Linked DNA regions of Homo sapiens: region 2 is linked to region 1. A link is a contact called in ENCODE POLR2A ChIA-PET data. All regions are on one chromosome and are shown on one strand. Each heading gives the region's core, a stretch centred on a gene start or an enhancer-like site at or near the end of the contact. The rest is flanking DNA. Distances are from core to core; before and after follow the strand shown.

Evidence for each region. ChIA-PET counts read pairs that join two places held with the same protein, here RNA polymerase II (POLR2A).
Region 2: POLR2A ChIA-PET joins it to region 1 with 14 read pairs in A549. The contact joins the enhancer-like site here to the promoter of TRAF7 in region 1. POLR2A ChIA-PET finds 5 or more read pairs at or near these places in 2 of 52 experiments (A549 and activated naive CD4-positive, alpha-beta T cell).

What each region holds. Positions count from the first base shown.
Region 1 is chr16:2,154,054-2,161,331 of GRCh38, reverse strand. It overlaps TRAF7 (TNF receptor associated factor 7), which reads right to left and starts at 5,550. Exons shown (of 21, transcript NM_032271.3): 1 at 5,474-5,550. SNHG19 (small nucleolar RNA host gene 19) reads left to right here and starts at 5,974. Exons shown (of 2, transcript NR_132114.1): 1 at 5,974-6,189; 2 at 6,410-6,550. SNORD60 (small nucleolar RNA, C/D box 60) reads left to right here and starts at 6,227; the gene lies at 6,227-6,309. It overlaps RAB26 (RAB26, member RAS oncogene family), which reads right to left. Exons shown (of 9, transcript NM_014353.5): 9 at 7,167-7,278. RefSeq lists enhancers at 3,777-4,360, 4,361-4,942, 4,866-5,005, 5,016-5,115, 5,986-6,185 and 3 more and a silencer at 5,416-5,505.
Region 2 is chr16:30,411,860-30,418,428 of GRCh38, reverse strand. It overlaps ZNF771 (zinc finger protein 771), which reads right to left. Exons shown (of 3, transcript NM_001142305.2): 3 at 1-874. The coding sequence ends at 62. Among named protein-coding and RNA genes, the nearest start is that of SNORA80C, 4.6 kb to the left of the region's middle. RefSeq lists silencers at 358-407, 438-517, 798-887. Within about 2 kb of position 4,073, at least 4 of the 41 ENCODE cell types and tissues checked have a DNase peak (open chromatin) inside an H3K27ac peak, as active enhancers do.

The sequences.
Region 1 (7,278 bases), core at 4,301-6,800:
GGCCACGGGGACAACACCACAGGATCTGTGGGGTGTGCGCAAGACCCCATCGAGCGCCAGCTGAGGGGGACGGAAGGAGGGAGGGGACGGAGGGAGGGAGGGGGCAGAGGGAAGCAGGGGGACGGAGGGAGGGAGGGGGACGGAAGGAGGGAGGGAAGGAGGGGGATACTCTGCACAGGAGGCTGCTTCCCAGTTCACTCGGGTTCAGTGTTCAGCCCCAGCCAGGGACATGGAGGCGGGCGGGACCCTGGGGCTGGAGGCCAGGGAACGTTTGTGTCCCGCCCTAAGGCAGGATCCATCCCCGCACCTCGGAATTGAGCAAGATGCCCGAGGCCTCCCCTCAGCCCAGTCCCCAGGGACTGGGTTTTGCAGTAAGTTTCCCCAGTAGGGAGAGGACCCCTTGGGCCACAACTGGAAAGCACAATAGCTCAGCATCCCCTGATGGCTGGGAGGCTTTTCTGGGGGCATGCCCTGGCCCCCCAGAGGGAGAGTGCCTCTTTCCCCACCCCACAGTCATCGAGGCTGGGGGGTGGCCGGGCAGGAAGTTGTCAACCGGAGTGAGAATTCCCCTTCAATTCTCTGGCCTCTCTGCCCTCCAGTTCCCAGTGCTGGGGAAGTGGGGGTGTGTTCCATAGAATGAGAGACTCTTCCCAAACCGGGAAAAGCCATGGGGGCAGCTAGTGGCTGAGAAAGGGCTTTCCCCATCAGCCCCCCTACCCCTCCCTTCCATGTCCCCACCACGCCTGCCCGAGCACCGCCCGCCCACCCACACCGCCCGCCCATCCACACCGCCTGCCCGAGCACCTCCCGCCCACCCACACCGCCCGCCGGTCCACACCTCCCGCCCGTCCACACCGCCCGCCCATCCACACCGCCTGCCTGTCCACACCACCTGCCCGTCCACACCACCTGCCCGTCCACACTGCCCATGCTGGATGCTCCAGGAGTATTCGATCTTTGAAAGAGAAAAGTCATTGAGGAAGCGCAGCATCCACCCTGGGGAAGGCCAGTGCTGACCTTCAGGGGCGAGGTGCGTGGGTCAGCACCGTGCAGAGGGGAAGGGCAGGATTGGCCCCCCACCGTCCCCTCCAGCTGGGGCCAACGCAGGGCAGCCCCTCCCTGACCTCGCCTGAATCTGGGATTCAGGCCCAGGGTCTTTGTCCACCCCACATTCACGTAGGAGGGATTCCGGGGCCCTGGGGGCACCCACTGTGCAATAAGGAAGTGGAAGTCTTCCTCAGCGCCTCGCTGCCTCCACCCCAGCCCCTCTTCGGCAAATCCCTCAGGAGCCCCTCCCTAGCTCCCACAAGCTGGGCTTAGAGGGCTCTGCTGGGGCATCGCCCTGGGGGCATGTGGGATGCGGACACCCACCCCTTTCCCTGGAGACACACCTGGAGGGGGTCTGGGTCAGGGGTCCCCGCCCACTTGGCAGCAGCCTGGGGGGCCCTGCTGAGTGGGGGAGATGGGGGCTTCCAGATGCAGCTCCCTGCTCGGGCCAGGCCCGGCCTTAAAGCAGCTCCTCCAGCAACCCGGAGCAGGTGGGGTGTGGGGGTCCCCTGAACATGTGTGGGGCGCAAGCCATGGGTGGGTGTGCCTGTGAGGCCTGCAACTGCCCTGGGAGGAGCCTGGGACGGCTCCAGAAGCCTCCGCCCCGCCTGCCACAGGGCTGTGTGTGGCCGGCTGGCTGGACTGCGGCCAGAGCTCCGAGCGTGGCCCCTGGCATCACAGAGCCTGCCCAGGGCACCCACAGACTGCCCGCCCCAGCCCAGCCCCTGCCTCAGCCCCCTGGCCCAAGCCCAGGCCGCTAAATTCTATAGAAACAGGCCTGGTTGCCATAGCAAAGCCACACGCACTTCCGCCGCTGTTCCCTGACGTCCCTTAGAACGTTTTTTCCATCCCAAATAGGCAGGGTGTGACGTCGAAGGCTCCTGGGGTGCCCCGGCCTCTGCCAGCCTTGGTCCTTAGGATCCCCTCAGAACCCCAGCAGGCCCTGGTCTGAGGCCGGCTTGGCCCCGCTTCCCTCCTAGCACGGCGAACCCCCTTGCCTGTCCCTGCCCCCAACACCCACAGCCCCAGCTCTGCAGAGGCCTCTGAACTCCTCCCCCAGCTCTGCTCCTACTGCATCCACTCAGCCTCCAGGCCTGTCTTGCCCTGGCCAAGCCTCTCCAGCGTCCGTATCTCCCTCTGCTCCAGGGAGGGGGTCCCCACAGCTCGGCCAAGGCTTTACCCCAACTTCACAGTAAGGATGCCTTTTGCTGCCCCTCCGACCCCTTGGGGGCTGGCAACATCTCTCAGTCCTTTTTTCCCCTGTATCTCATGGCTGTCTATTGTGTGGGGACCTGGCCCAGTCGAGGGGAAGTCCAGAGGGCTTCCTGGAGGATGAGGCTGCTGGGATCCAGAGTGGGGAGAGTATCCTGGGGCACAGGAAGAGACCCCAGCTTCACAGCTCTGGGCTGGGGAGTGCGTTCCTGGCTCTCACCCAAGTCAAGTGGGCCTCAGACTCTCAGAAACAGGTCGTGAGCTTTGCCCAAGAGCCAAGGGTGGCAGTGTCCCCCCCCCCCCCGCCGAGCCCACGCTTCCCAGTCCCACGCTGTGTTCTCATTTGCTTCCTGTGTGGCTCGGTCTCCCGGGCTCCCTCCTTCCTTCTGCCCTGCAGCAGCAGGGAGCTGACATAAACACTGGCCATACATGGGCCCGAAGAGGCAACAGGAATGTGAGGGCAGAGACCACTGACCCCCTCAGTCACCCAGCGCCCTCATGCCAGCGTGCCACCGCACTGCCACCTCCTTTCCCACACCGTCCCACGGCCCTCAGTCCTGGCCCTCTGCGTCGCTGCCCCCTACTTCCCACCTGGGTGCTTCTGGGGTTGGGTCACCTCCACCCCGAGTTTCCAGGCAGCCGGCTTCCTCCAGCCGGGTGAGGGTGTCCGGGTCTACACGTGACCAGCCCCAGCCTCCAGTGCCCGCTTTCCCCTTTCACCTGCCCCACCTGGCTGCACCCTCCTCCTCCAGGGAGCAAGGCTGGGGACAGCAGCGGATCTGTCAAAGACTAAGGGGTTGGTGGGTCCCTCTCCACAGGTTCCCCCCGCATGATCCACACAGAGGGCCTGGTGAAGTCCTCGGTGCCCACCCACTGAGAAGGCCGGACTGAGACACACGCAGCCAACAGCTCTCGGCCCTCCCCACATGCCCTCCCTGACCCCGCAGGGTGTCCATCCAGGAGATGCTGTGACACCGTGGTCAAGGCCACAGGCACTGGGCTCAGACAGAGCTGGGTTCAAAGTCCACTTCTACCACTTCACAGCTGTGTACCTGCCCTCCTGGCCTCGGGCTTCTCGAAAAACGGAATAGAGCCAGAACCCTGTCTGGAAGGAGCCGAGAGAAGATGGATCCGTCAAGAGTGAAGGCACCCCAGACAGCAGCTCCTCTGCTGAGTGGACCATGGAGGCTGAGGAAGGCGGAGAGGCCGGCCCAGGGACACAGCCAGCAGGCTGTGCCGCTGTGACCAGAGTCACATTCCTTCTGCTTCGTCCACGGCTGCCACACATCCAGGAGCCCCGGCAGCGCCTGAGCCAGTCCCATGCCAAGCCGGGGAGTGGCTGCATCCCAGAGCCAGGCTGCCCAGGCCTCCTGGCCAGGAGGCTCTTCAACTGCATCTTCCTCCTTTCCCCAAACTGCTCATTCCTTGTCCAACCAGCTGGCCGAGAGTCACACCAACCACGGGGTGCCAGGCCCCATGCGGGAGGGTGGGGATGTGTGACGGCTGAACACGAATCTGACCCGGGAGGAGCTAGGAGCCTTGTGGGGGACACAGGCAGACAGAGGGGCAGGAGCCCCACCAATCGCCACTCAATCTGCCAAAGGCACTTTTCGGTGGGTGCCAAAGACCCTGAACTTTTCCATTCACTTCCAGAAATATCGTAACACTTGGCCCCAGTGGGCCACGGTGGAAGTCACTTCACCAGAGACCCTCAGGTTGGGGCGTCAGGTTGGGGTGCTGACTCCCAGCCCCTCCCCTCCTTAGGCCAGGCTGCCCATACCACTGCTCCCCCTCAGGACACGGGGCCCGAGGCTTCCACAGAGAACTATGAATGCCCAGAACAGTGAAGTCAGGATATTCGCAACAGAGAGGCACAGGGAAGGGGTCTAGGAAGGGAGAGGCCCAAAGAGAAGGAATGAGGAAGAGGGAGGCTCCTCACTTGGCGAGGGCTAGGGGGCCTGTGTGTGCCCAGGAAGGGGTCTGAGGGGTAGTGAGAAAGGTGGGCAGACAGGCTGGGCGGCATGAAATTCCTGAGCAAGCCAGCAGCCCCTCACCCCCAAGAGCAGGGTGGGCTCCAGCAGGCCCCTGCCCCTGGACTCCAGACTCAACCCCAGCTGACCACTCTGGCCTGGCTCAAGACAACCGTATCTTGACAGCAGGACCCCAGTGGGGACTAGGAGACGATGGCCTAGCCTCCCTCTCTCCTGCTTCCCCAGTGAACTCTGAAGTCTGTGGTCCACACACAGTTAGAAAGCTCTTTACTGGACCTAGATCGGACCGCCTCTCCAGCGCTTCCTCAACCCCAAGTCATTTGCCAGCATAATAACCCCCCCGCCCCACCCCACCATGCACCCTGTGAGCCTGGTCCGGCCTCATCGACTTCACCTCTCCACTTGCCAGTGCTTGCTGGGGTGCGTCAGGCCCCTTCTCACCCCAGGCCTATGTACATCTGGCTCTTTCTACTTGGAATGCTCCTCCTGCATGTCCTGGGACTGGCTGCTTCTCCAACAGGCCTTTGGCTAACGGTAGCGCCGCCCCTACCCCCGGCCAGTACTCACTTTTTCAGCACCCTCTTTCTTTCTTTCACAGCACATACCGCTGCTCCCCATGATTTTAACTACCTATTGTCAATCCCACCACCCTGTCTGTCTAGATGGGGGATGGGGGGAGTTGTTCCGCAGGAGGCATTTGCCAATGCATGGAGACATTTGTTATCGCAATTGAGGAAGGGGTGGTGTTTACTGGTATCTAGCGGCCAGGAGCCAGGCAAGCTGTTCCACATCCTACAATGTACAGGGCAGCTCCTCGCAGCAAAAAGCGACCCGGGCCGCGTGGTCGATGGTGCGGAGGTTGGGGAACCCTGCAGCAGACGCCGAGCACAGGAGAACTGGGACCGTGTTCTCCGCGGTCTCCCGGCGCCCAGAACAGTGCCTGGCACCCGGGAGTCTCGGGGAATGCAGGAAGAAGGAATGAGTAAAGAACTGCGCGAGAACAGGACGGAGCGAGGGACGGACTACTGACTGGCGGACGGACAGCGACGCGGACCCCGACCCTGACCCCGACCCCGACCGTCTCAGCCCCGCCCCCCCCTCCCCGCCCCGGCCCGACCCCTCGCCTCGCCTCGCCTCGCCTCGATCTCCACGCGCCCGATCCCGCCCCACCGCGCGGTCCCGAGGCGCGAGCCCCGGGTCGGGCGCGCCGCGGGGACACTCACCCGCCCGCGGCCGCCCGGGAGCGGCAGCGCCGCCAGCCCGCTTCATGATGCCCCCTCGGCCGCCGGCCGGGAAAGGGACTAGACGCGCGAGCCGGAAGCGCCAGGCCGCTGCGCCCGCCGGGACGTGTAGTTCCCCGCCTCTCCGGGCCCGGACGGCTGCCTCACGCGCCGCACTTCCGAAACTACGACTTCCGGCGGCCTCGTCGTCGCGGGGCGGGAATGGCAGCTTCAGAATCACTCTATGTTGCAGATCGAAGTCTGATTGGCTTTGTTCATCCGTCACTCACCGTTAGGCTTCACGGACTCTGCATAAGGGAGGAGCTTCGGGTCTGGGTCTGAGAGACCGTCTCCAAAAGAAATGCCACGGTACGATTGGTGGAAACAACGCGGCAGGGAGCGGAGCGTACCAGCGGCGGGGGAAGGCGGGCACTTCCGCCAGGATAGCCCAATGACAGAGGTGGGACAGTTTCTATAAAAGCTTGAGCCTCGCCCGCCCCTGTCTTTTCGGGGTCGAGTCCGAGGGGGAAGAGGTTTGTTAATACGTTCGCCATGTGCTACGATCTTGGGACGAACTGAGCCACGAGCGTGGCTTTGAGGGCCGTCCGAACGCTGCAGGCCGGCCAGGTCCCTGGGCGTCCAGGCCTGGCCTACGCACCACTTTGTCCCTTAGCGTTTAAAGGTTTCTTCCCGAATCTCAGGCCCTCAGCTACCTGCAGGTAAGACTGGGCCGGGCTTGGGTTCCCTTATTCTCCCAGTCTGTGATGAATTGCTTTGACTTCTGACACCTCGTATGAAAACTGCACGTGCAGTCTGATTATTTAGCAAGACTGAGGCTTGAGGGTGCGCACTCCTGACGGGGAGCTGAGAGTGGAAACAGGTGTTGCCCGAAACGAAGGAGTGGGGACTTAATGTCTGTATTTTGGCGCTGACTTTCAGGTTTCGTCGCGAGCCGGCTGCAAGTTTTGAACCTAAGTAAACCTCAATCCGGAGGGCCTAGCGGTAAGGTGGGCGCTGTGTCTATTGAAGTGCTTAGCAATAAAGAAAGGTAGTGAGTTGATTCGGTTTTCTCTCAAGTGTCTTTATTTTCCTATTCTGGCACCCCAGAGGTCTGGCTGATCCACAGGCAATCTTGGAAAAGGGTACAGACATGAAAACGGAAGCTCGTTACCAGTGACTTTTCATCTCTTGGGATTGCCTTCTCCATTTCTGCCCGTGATTTTTTTTTTTTTTTTTTGAGACGGAGTTTTGCTCGTTTCCCAGGCGGGAGTGCGATGGCACAACCTCCACCTCAAGCGATTTTCCTGCCTGAGCCTCCCAAATGGCTGGAATTACAGGCGCCCACCACCACGCCCGGCTAATTTTGTATTTTTAGTAGAGACGGGGTTTCTCCGTGTTAGGCTGGTCTCAAACTCCTGACCTCAGGTGATCTGCCCACCTCAGCCTCCCAAAGTGCTGGGATCACAGGTGTGAGCCACCACGCCCAGTCAAATACTGTTTTTCATGCCTTTTGCCCCAGGGTGAGTCCAAAAAGGCTTTTGAGATTTGTGGAGGGAAGTTGACACCACCTAGGGTTCCCATGTGCCTCCTTAGGGAGGCAGCCATGGGCCATGGAGGAATGGTAGCCACACACCTGCTGAGGGTTCTGGGCCTTGCTGAGTCTCTCAAACTCCAGCATCCTGCTCTAGAAGTGGATTTTTTTCAACAGATGAGACAGACGCTCCAGAAAACACAACTTTATTCACTAGGACTGAAAACAAAGGCTTGTGCAATCAAAAGGCCAAGTTGAGTGCAAGGTGGAGCGTGCT
Region 2 (6,569 bases), core at 2,824-5,323, about 28 Mb before region 1:
GAGCCTGGGTTAGTGCAGCCAGGTCGAAGCCCCAGCGCGCCCCTCCGCAGCCCTGCGGGACTCAGCTGCCCTCACACTCCGGGCAACGCTCGGTGGCAGTGGCGGCCGTGGCGCCAGGGGGCAGCTTGAAGTCCCTGCCGCAGCCGGCGCAAATATACAGGCGGCGCCGCATGTGCGCGCGTCGGTGGCGAATGAAGTGCGAGCTTAGGCGGAAGCGGCGGCCGCACTCGGCGCAGGGGTAGGGCCGCTCGCCTGTGTGCGTGCGCGCGTGCTCCGCCAGGTTGGAGCGGTGGCCGAAGCGACGGCCACACACAGCGCAGCGGTGCGGCTTCTCGCCCGTGTGCACGCGCCGGTGCTTGGCCAGCGCCGAGCTCTGAGCGAAGCGCGTGCCGCAGTCGGCGCAAGCGTAGGGCCGCTCGCCCGTGTGCGTGCGTCGGTGGCGCGCCAGGCACGAGCTGCCGCCAAAGGCGCGTCCGCAGTCCGGGCACGCGTACGGCTTCTCGCCCGTGTGCACGCGCAGGTGCTGTGCGTAGTTGGAGCTCTGCGCGAAGCGGCGGCCGCAGTGCGCGCATGCGTACGGCTTCTCGCCCGTGTGCCGCCGCCGGTGCTGCCGCAGGTTCGAGGCGGCCGAGAAGCGTTTGTCGCACTCGGGGCACTCGTAGGGCCGCTCGCCCGTGTGCGTGCGGCCGTGTTTGGTCAGCGCCGACTTCTGTGAGAAGCGCCGCCCGCACTCGGTGCACCCGAAGGGCCGTTCGCCCGTGTGCGTGCGCGCGTGCTTCGCCAGCGTGGAGCGGCGCGCGAAGGCGCGGCCGCAGTCGGGGCACGCGTGGGGACGCGCCGGGTCGGCGGACGGCGCGGGCGCCTCGCCCGGGACCTGCGGGGAGAGGGGGATAGGTCAGCCCTTAGCGGCAGGCCCCGGAGCCAGAGACCTGGGTCTCCACAGGCTGCTCCCTCTGTGAGCCTCAGTTCCCCATCTATGAAATAGGAAAGGCCACGGTGCTGCCTCCCAGGATGGCTGTGCGCATCCAGTGAGATAATGCGCGTAACGCACACATCACAAAGCCCAGTGGCGTTCTAGCTATTTTTATTAATTCAACCAATATTTACTGAGGGCATGCAGTGTCCTAGACTGTTCTAGGCACGGGGATTCCGCATTAAATAAAAAGCATTAAAAAATTCCTGCTTTCAGAAATAATGGATAAGGAATGCTGGTATTGGGGATGCTACAGATTTAAACAGGGTTGTCAAGACACTTTACCGATATGATAACATGAGCAAAGACTTAAAGGAGGTGACAGAGCAGGCTACGTGGATAGCCCTCTGAGGAGCACTGCAGAGGGAACGGCAGGGCGCAGAGGCGGGAGTTGCCTGCTGTTCCAGAAATGGCAAGAAAAATTGGTTAAAGCAGAATGCATGATGGGGGGAGTCACGGATGTAGTGGTGGAGATCTCTTGGCATATAGGGCCTTGTATTTGTTATATTTGGCTTTTTTTTTTTTTTTTTTTTTTAAGAGACAGGGTCTTGCCGTGGCCCAGGCTTGGTCCCGAACCTCCTGGCTCAAGCAGTCCCTCCTGACTCAGCCTTCTGAGTAGCTGGAGTTACAGGCACATACCACTGTGCCTGGCTCTGGCTTTTATTATAAAGGAGACAGGGACCTGTAAGAGGAGATGTCAGAGGGCTTTGAGCAGGGAAGTGACCATATCCTACACATTTAAAAAGGCTCCCCTCAGGCTACTGGGGTTGAAAACCAAATGAAGGAGTTGGAGAGAGCAGAAGCAGAAGCCCAGTGAGGAGGCCACTACAGCCACCTGGCAAGAGAAGATAGTGGCTCATACCCAGGTGACAGAAGTGGACGGTGGATGGTGGAGGTGGTGAGAAGTGATTGGCTTCTGGATCTATTTGCAGTGTGAGACAATAGATTTAATAAGAGATTAGATATGAGGTGTGAAGAAAAAGAGATCAAAATGACTTCAAGGTTTTTGAGCTTAGCAACTGCAAAGGTGGAGTTGCCATTTACAGAGATGAGGACGGTGGGAGGAGCAAGTTGAGAGGGGAGATCTGTTTTGGATGGTGTCACGGCTTCTTGACATATCTGGAGCTCAGAAGCGAGGCCTAGACTGGAGATGTTAATTGAGAAGCTGTCAACCTATAGATGGTTTATAAAGCCTTGAGAATGAGTGGATGAGATCATCCAGGGGATGGGCAGACAGAACCTAGGGCAGCAAGATGGGGAGAAGCCAGGGAGGGAGGAGAGCAGGAGAGGGGCATCCTGGAAGCCAGGCCAGGACCAAGTCCAGGCTCTTAATCAGCTTTGAATAGCAAACACCTATCATTTTTTAAGCAGTGAAGAAAAAGGCAAGGGTAAAAGCCAAATGTTATTCTGAGGTCTGAAATGAAACAATCTGAAAATGAGCCAGTTTCACAAGCTCTGGCCTTTTAGAGATAAAAATCAGAAAAAGGAAAGAAATGCCTTCTAAGAGGCACATGAAGGGAAAACATTCTGGACTAACAGTGAAGAGTATTGAGGGCATATTGCTCCCTTCCTAGAAAAGAGAACGCTCAAAACCCCAGCAAAACTGATGTCGCGTATCTACTGTGGCCAAGCAATTAATTCATGACCAAATGAAGTGCCTGGGGCATATTAAGGACAAGACAGTGTCAGCTTCTCCCATATTCGATCTCCACGAGGTAATTATCATCATCCCTATTTTACAGATGGGGAGACAGGTGAAGAGAGAGGGACAGCAAGGCCAGGTGCAGTGGCTCACGCCTGTAATACCAGCACTTTGGGAGGCCGAGGCAGGTGGATCACGAGGTCAGGAGTTCAAGCCCAGCCTAGCCAAGATGTTGAAACCCCGTCTCTACTACAAATACAAAAATTAGCTGGGCGTGGTGGCGGACGCCTGTAATCCCAGCTACTCGGGAGGCTGAGGCAGGGAACTGCTTGAACCCGGGAGGTGGAGGTTGCAGTGAGCCAAGATTGCACCACTGCCTCCAGCCTAGGTGACGGCAAGACTCCGTCTCAAAAAAAAAAAAAAAAAAAAAAGGGTGACAGCAGAAAATAGTAGGGCCTTCTGTTTCTGAAGCTGCAGGAGGGCAACTTCAAGGCCTTCAAGATAGTTTGTCAAAAGGTAGTGGCTTTGTGGTAACCAACTCAGAAATTAGAAAATAAGCCAGGCGTGGTGGTTCACACCTGTAATCCCAGTACTTTGGGAGATCGAGGTGGGCGGATCACTTGAGGTCAGGAGTTCAAGACCAGCCTGGCCAACATGGTGAAACCCTGTCTCTACTAAAAATACAAAAATCAGCTGGATGTGGTGGCTCATGCCTGTAATCCCACCTACTCAGGAGGCTGAGGCAGGAGAATCACTTGAACCCGGGAGGCAGAGGTTGCAGTGAGCTGAGATCATGCCACTGCACTCCAGCCTGGGGAACAGAGTGAGATTCCATCTCAAAAAAAAAAAAAAAAAAAAAAAAAAAAAGAGGCCGGGCGCGGTGGCTCACGCCTGTAATCCCAGCACTTTGGGAGGCTGAGGTGGGCAGATCACAAGGTCAGGAGATCGAGACCATCCTGGCTAACATGGTGAAACCCCATCTCTACTAAAAAAATACAAAAAATTAGCCAGGCGTGGTGGCAGGTGCCTGTAGTCCCAGCTACGCGGGAGGCTGAGGCAGGAGAATGACATGAACCCGGGAGGCGGAGCTTGCAGTGAGCGGAGATGCGCCACTGCACTCCAGCCTGGGCAACAGAGCGAGACTCCGTTGAAAAAAAAAAATTAGAAAACAGGGCAATTTAGAAAATTAGTGACCAAGAGAAATCTGGTTTAAATAGTATCTATACTGATAACAATAGCAACAATCAATAACAAAGTATTAAGCTTTGACAACACTATGTATGTTATTGTATTAAATCCTCCTGTCACCCGCCTTGAGCTGGGTGTTCTCTCTTTTGATAGCTGAGAAAGCTGAGGCTGAGGGCGATGAAATTCACATGGCCAGTGGGAGCCAGGATGGACTCAGGGTGCCCATGAGACCATGCCGTCATTCAGGCTACACTGTTCTGAACTCACGTGACCAAGATGTGACAGAGGCTGGATTCCACGTCCCTGGCACACTCCAAGAGGGATTCAAGGTTAAAATACAACTTGATACTTTAAATGGAGAAACTCCCCACAGTATGTTTGGTACCATCTGAATTCAAGGTCACATTTTCCAGTCTTGCCCTGGTTTTGAAATCTATTGGTTTATTTCAATACATCAGCCACTGTGGAGAGAACTTGTCTCATCAGATCTACATTTTTCTGGCCCGTTTTTCCTTGGCACCCTCTTTCAGGTGACTTTGGACAGCCTGAGGGCTTCCTCATGCTGAGTTCACTGACTTCTGAAAAAGAAATTCTCCATACAAGCACTGTTGATGTCTCCAGCCCAGGAGAAGGGGCCTTGGATGCCCGAGGAAAAATCTTGGTAAGAGGAGCTGAATCCAGCTCATTAAGATCCTCCTCTGCCCCAGTGTCCCGAGAAAGGCCAGGTAGGCTAAGTGAGATCAAATTCCCAGTATGAGGCCAGGTGCAGTGACTCACACCTGTAATCTTAGCACTTCGGGAGGCCAAGGAAGGAGGATTACTTGAGGCCAGGAGTTGGACACCAGCCTGGGCAACACAGTTAGACCTCGTCTCTACAAAAAGTGAAAAATTAGCCAGGTGTGGTGGGGTGCACTTGTAGTCCCAACAACTTGGTAGGCCGAGGAAGGAGGATCACTTGAGCCCAAGAGTTCAAGGCTGCAGTGAGCTACAATCACGTGCCACTGCACTCCAGCCTGGGTGACAAAGCGAGATCGTGTCTCTAAAAAAAGAAAAAAAAACCCAAAATTTCCCAGCATGAGGTATAAGGTGGTATGTGGGCAAACTTTAAAAAAGTCTCATAATTGTTACACATTTATTTTCACGAATATTTAAAAAACAAGATATCACATGAAACCCACAATTTCATCAGTACTATTGTTTAGATGAAGGTACATTTATTTAACAAAACAATGTGAATCTATTTGAAGAAAAACATTAATAAATAATGTGAGTACAACATATGAGCAATACACATGTGACTGAAACTTGGCAAATACCAGACTAGGTGATCATTAATGGCCCAAGCATGTCTTAAATTCTACAACTATTAGATTTAAAAATTAGAATAAATGGTATTTGCACTATAACAGGAGGCTACTGTGAACATACAATGTAGTGTAATAATATAATAATCCAGGTATTAGAAGTTAGTGATTTTTGTTTTCCTGCTTAAATGTTTTTTAACCAGAGCAAACATCCCAGTTTCTTCCTTAGCCATTACTTCTCTAATTAATAAAATAACTCCCACTTGTTGGGCACTCACCATGTGCCAGGAACTGTGCTAAGTGCTTTTTACCAGTACTGTCTTTCTAAATTCTCGCCATGGCTTTCGTTAGGTACCTTAGCCCTGTTTTATATATAAGGAAATAAGACTCAGAAGTTAAGTGACTACACAAGGCAAGGCTATTCAGCTAATAAATGGCAGAGCCAGGGTTTGAACTGAATTTACTCATTTTCCAGAACACCTATTCTCTTAACCATGATGCAATTCTTTTTTTATTCTCTTTTTTTTTTTTGAGAAAAGGTCTCACTGTGTCACCCAGGCTGGATGCAGTGGCATGATCACGGCTCACTGCAGCCTTGACTTCCCGGGCTAAAGCAATCCTCCTGACTCAACCCCCCAAATAGCTGGCGCTACAGGGGTGTGCCACCACACCCGGCTAATTTTTGTATTTCAGTAGAGATGGGGTTTTGCCATGTTGCCCAGGCTGGTCTCGAACTCCTGAGCTCAATCAATCCTCCTGCCTCAGCCTCCAAAAGTGCTGGGATTACAGGCAAGAGCCATCACGCCCAGCCTCCATGATGCAATTCTAATCTCACTGACTAGAGTTTGAGGCCACTTACACAGCTTGTCTCCCTCCCCTGGCCCCTTTTTGCGGTCACAGTCTTCCTTCATTTTGGCACAAACTATTAAACACAACCACTGTCTTCTAGTTCCTTGCTGGAGGATGTGTGGTCCACAGACCAGCAACATCAACATCACTGGGAACTTTTTACAAATGCAGAATCTCAAATCCCACTCCAGATTTTACTGAATTAAAATCCTCATTTTAACAAGACCCCTGGGTGATCTGTATGCATGTTAAAAATTAAGAAACTGATCTAGATGAGAAAAGAGCTACTCCTGGAGAAAGCAGGGAGCAAAGGTGAAGAGGGCTTTGCGGGCTGAGACCACAAGGGGGGATGGGATAGGTGTCGAGGGGATGAAGCCAGAATGGCATGAGGTCAGATGGTAAAGAGCTTTGAATGCCAAGTTTAGGAGCTGAGACCTCACCCTGAGGGAAACAGAAAACCACTCAAGGGTTCAAGCCAGGGAAAGATAGGTTTGGATGTGCATGGAGCCCTCAGAAAATCTTTCTAAAAGATAGATTGGGTTTTGATGGCAGAGGGAGAATACTCCAGCCCCTGCATGCAGCGTAATTAAGGCCCTTCTGGACAGTGACTGGC